Linked DNA regions of Homo sapiens: region 2 is linked to region 1. Evidence: chromatin loops called from intact Hi-C (ENCODE). Cell type or tissue: prostate gland. All regions are shown on one strand.

Region 1 (2,500 bases):
TCCACTAGCATTTCATTAGCTAAATTAAGTCCCATGGTCAAGTCCAACATCAATGGCATGGAAATATTCTCTGCTCACAGTGGGAGGACACTGATTTTATATATATATATATACACATATACACACAATCTTATTATAGGGGACTGAAGAATTAAGACCAATAATCTAATCTGCAAAGCACTGGTTTTGAATTGTCCGTAGTCTGTCTGTGCCCAGAAATCTATAGACCTTTAGAAGAAAAGACAGCAGTATACCAGCAGGAAGTACACATCAGATTGTTTCCCCAGTATAGCGATGGATTTATTTAGACTTACGTCTTGTTTATCTTCCTGTCACCATGTAGCGTTCACAAAAGGAACTACAAATATCAGGATAGCAATCCGTGATCATGTTGTTGAGATTTTGCCCTTACAAAACTCTCCCATGTAGAGTCAAACATGGACTGCTTTCTTATCATAGTCACGTTGCAGCAGGAGCCTCTTATTTTATTTCTATAAAATTTCTGAAATGTTCTTGCAAACAGTACACATTTGATAAATATTGGTTGAAAGAGTAGGAGGCAGAGTACTAATATGGGAGAAATTAGAAGGACACAACCAGTAGAATTCTCACAGGTTTCTGTGCTTTTTCAGCATGGGAAAGTAAAGTGTTATATCACACTCGACATGAATGCTATGGAAATTTATCATCTGAAATAAATATGTGATCTTAAAGGAATATTAACTGAGAACATTTAGCTTCTATGTGGCATTATTTAAGCTAACAAAATAGCCTCGCACTTCCCTATATTTCTTCACCGTTATTGTAAGGCTTTTAAAATCCCTTCTGGAAACCTCAAGTTTACACATCCCTCTACTTAATTTTTCATTGTTTATGTGCTTCCTGTGACGATAGCTAGACAGACAAGGCTGATAAAAAAGAAAGCTTGTCCTTATCAAAGACTTACGGGTAACTGTGTTAATGTGCCTTGCTTTTTCTACCAGTGGAAGCCCCCTATTTCACTAAGAACTCACCCATTTGCAGCATTTAAAATGGATGGAAAGTTATAAGCCAGCCAAAATGTCCTTCTAAAAGAATGAAATGAATACTAATCTAATTGCCCAAGAATGCATATGCTGGGCTTGGAAAATAAGCCTTCTACATTGGTTCCCCCTGCTGGATTTGAGGATGCACTGTCTTGGAAATTGATGAAAGCAATATACCTGGACCGTTTTATCTGAGGACATGTTACTGGAATGGCAAATCCAGCATTCTTCTAGAAAGCATTTGCTCTGTGATAAATGTGCCAAGTGTTTCTTGAGTTTGCTTCCCCAGGGCAGAAATACTGCAAATAGAAAACAGTGCCGCTGAGACTCAAAGAGAAAACAAAAGCATGCCACTCAGATGTCTGTTCTAGGGAGGGGGGTAGCACACAAGGAACTAAGGGTAAAAACCCAGAAGCAGTAGACTAGGTAAACTGCCAGACTGGTTGTTACTATTAGAAAGCTGGATTTCAGGGTCTGACCATGGATTTCCTTCTTATGCATTTACAACTATTAGAACCAATTCCTCACCTTTCTGTAATTTAACTGCTGTTTTTCTTTCCCTTCTTATCTTCCTCACTTCATAAGTAATCTCCCTACCCCTACTCTGTAGAAGATGTGGTAACCAGAGTACTTTCAAAGGAAGCTTGTCACCTGCAAACTTCATGGCTATTGTGAAATGTGTTAAAAGGTCTGTCTTTTGAGGGAGACAGAGAAGCTGGCAGATTTTTCCTGCTTGACTCAGAGTCCATTTGGTGGGAGGAAAGGGACAGATATTGGCTAAGTTTTTGGCACATGCTCCTGCACCAACTTGGCCTTGTTAAGACAGCAAGAACAGCAGAAGTGACTATTTCCTCCCTAGAGCAAAGGCCAATGCTGTTTCCTTCATGGAGAACCAGAACAGGGAAAATATCAGATAATCATGTAGTACTTGTAAATATGCCATTTAGAACACTGAATTTAAGTGGCATGCAGAGCCACCCCAGGTTCTCATATTATATTCAGGCCAGGTGTGGTGTCTTATGCCTGTAATCCCAGCAGTTTGGGAGGCTAAGGTGGGAGGATTGCTTTAGGCCAGGAGTTCAAAACCAGCCTAGGCAACAAAGCAAGACCCTTTCTCTCCAAAAAAATAAAAAATCAGTCAGGCTTGGTGGCATGTGCCTTGTAGACCCTGCTACTCAGGAGGCTGAGGTGGGAGGATCGCTTGAGTCCAGGAGTTAAAGGCTGCAGTGAGCTATGAACATGCCACTGCACTCCAGGCTGGACAACACAGCAAGGCTCTGTGTCTATTAAAAAAAAAAAAAGTAGTTATATTGTGTCCACCGTCACAAACGGCACAGGGCTAACCCAACACAGGGGGTCCTGTACGTATATTTATTAACTGCATTCTTCGCCAACCTCAGAGTATCATTCTTTTTTCTTTTTTTGTCCTTCTATTATAAACTTTTTTTCCCCATTTAGGTCAAATCTAAATGTTT
Region 2 (2,500 bases), 550 kb after region 1:
CTCGAACTGAATATTCTTCAAAGAATTTAGCATTTGTAAAAGTTCCCATAGAGTGCCTGAACCTAAAGTTATTTAACAAGCACTGACATAAGAGTATTTAGTGTGCCAGGCACTGCTTTCAAAGCTTTCACAAAGAACTCATTTTATTCTCATAACAACCCGATGAGTTAGGTACTATTATCCCCATTTTACCCATCAGGAAGCTGAAGTGCAGGGAGGTTAAGTCACCCAAGGTCATACAGCCAGCAACCAGCAGAGCCAGCACTGGATTACATAGAATTTGGTTCCAGAGTTCATGTCCTTAACTGATATTCTCCACCACTTCTCAACCACTAACTGTGACAGTACATTCTTTCTGTTTCTGTGTAAACAAGGAAGGAGCTGGGAGAAATTCGATCTGAATATCTATGAAGATTCTTGGCTCCACAGATCAGCCGGGAACCAACGCAGAGGTTACTTGGCTAGAGTGGACGTTACCAAATGTACAACGAAGGATGACAGAAATAATTGTACAAGGAATTGTACATTTTAATTCTCTTAAGAACTTCCACAGTTGAAGATGAGGAAAATGAGAGGTAAAAGAAGAAATGATATTACAAGAAAAGTCTTTTAAGTGGCAAATACAAGTAAATGACACAAAAAGCTTTCTAATAGCAAGCTAATCAAAATGACTACCTAAGACCCAATTTTCAAAAACCTTTTAGCTGTAAGATATTACCCTGGTACTCTGCTCTTGAAGCAAGATTAGAAAAATTATTTAAAAGAACTCCAGAAATGTGAAGATGCATTTTCATCTTTCTGCAGCAATTCTCAAACTAGCTACAAGAAGACATTCCAGCTGAATGATTACTTATACTAAATTCTGCACAATTTATCTCTCACACAGATTCTGCATCCAGTAATTATCAGCAACCAGGCCCAATTCCATGGTATTGACAGTGGTATCTGTCACGTCTTCAGACAACTCCACTACCAAGGGCCCTGCAACAAATACAAACAGGCAGAGCGTGTTTTCCTATCTACAGTGACATCTAGTGTTAAGAAACTAAAACGCAGTCTGTAGAACAACATTTATTCCCATTACTATTGTATTTAAATGCATATTATAAAACAGGAATATATATATAGCTCTTAAGGTAAACAGCTTTTCCCATAATTGGGATTGCCAATTGTCAATTGTATTATACTCCAATATTTAAAATATCTCATAAGATTAACCCATTGAAAAGACACATTTGTTTTGTTAAAGTGAAGAAATCATTTTGTTCTCCAATAGTTTTGTTTTAAATGCAAACATATCTTTACTTACTAACAGCAGACTGGAATGTCAGAGGATTTTGCAGACATTAAAAGACATCTTGTTAAATTTAACAAAAAGCAATCTGGCTTAATATAATAATAAATACAAGCCCTTTATTCAAAATCAACTCGCAAAATCTCTAAAGGAGAACAATTTAAATGCAAATGAGCCCATTATAGAATGGTTTCTGATTTAGGTATATCATGGGCTAAATCTTGTCTCCAAATTTTACATCTTAAAATTAGATTCTAAAAGATGCAGGATAGCCATATTCCCCTCACCAAAGTGAAGTATCATTCCGGTTATGACAACAAAGGTGTTTGAATATCTTTTTTATTTATTTACTTTTTTTGAGACAGAGTCTCGCTCTGTCGCCAGGCTGGAATGCAGTGGCTCAATCTCGGCTGACTGCAACCTCCGCCTCCCAGGTTCAAGTGATCCTCCTGCCTCAGCCTCCCGAGTAGCTGGGACTACAGGCGCGTGCCACCACACCATGTATTTTTAGTAGAGATGGGGTTTCACCATGTTGGCTAGGATGGTCTCGATCTCCTGACCTCATAATCCGCCCGCCTCAGCCTCCCAAAGTGCTGGGATTACAGGCGTGAGCCACTGCGCCGGGCCTGGATACCGTTTTTAAAGGTAAATAAGGCATAATTAAAGAGCACTGGATTAGAAATGAGAAAACAGAATCTAGCCCTGGGTCTACCTAAAAAATTCTGAGACCAAGTTATTTAATTTCTCTTGCCTTCAATTTCCTTGTGGGTTTTTTTTTTTTCTCTCCTTAAAAAAAAAAAAAGGTGGGGAAGACAGTGAGGAGTTTAGCCTGGATTCCTTCCTGGGCTCCTTGTTCTAACATTCTATGTTCTATGAAGATGATGATCTCTAAGATCTCTCTAAACCTTGCTTTAGTTATTTAAGCCACACAGTGCCACAGTACTCTGAGGAGAACAGTGTTAAGACACCTTAAGACTCAAACAACAAACAAGGTTTGCATTGAAATCGGCATAGAGTAAAAGACCTCTTTAAGATGTTTAGATGATGACTCCTGACCTGAATCAAAGATGTACTAAATCACATCCACTATGACTCTGCACTTCCTAAACCAGCAAGTATCATCTAAAGTCTCTTAATAAAGACGTTCAGAAATCATGTTATTTAAGGGGGTTTATTGCTAAACCAAGATAGTCATAAACATTCTGG

Evidence for each region. A loop is a pair of places that touch in the nucleus more often than their neighbours do. Peaks named below come from ENCODE experiments on the same cell type or tissue, not always from the same donor. Only the 100,000 strongest peaks of a DNase experiment are listed, where the experiment ranks them.
Region 2: it touches region 1 in a loop (2.6-fold over the local background); 8 of 110 quality-filtered maps call a loop at or near these places.

Annotation. Positions count from the first base shown.
Region 1 is chr20:15,929,334-15,931,833 of GRCh38, forward strand. All of the region lies in intron 10 of MACROD2 (mono-ADP ribosylhydrolase 2), which reads left to right. All of the region lies in intron 1 of LOC613266 (a long non-coding RNA gene), which reads right to left. Among named protein-coding and RNA genes, the nearest start is that of KIF16B, 640 kb to the right of the region's middle. In prostate gland, a CTCF peak has its summit at 1,182 (motif pointing left); a DNase peak (open chromatin) is centred at 1,778.
Region 2 is chr20:16,475,126-16,477,625 of GRCh38, forward strand. The region is part of intron 12 of KIF16B (kinesin family member 16B); the gene reads right to left. Among named protein-coding and RNA genes, the nearest start is that of KIF16B, 97 kb to the right of the region's middle. RefSeq lists a silencer at 829-1,064. In prostate gland, a CTCF peak has its summit at 1,028 (motif pointing left); a DNase peak (open chromatin) is centred at 976; H3K27ac peaks cover 669 bases.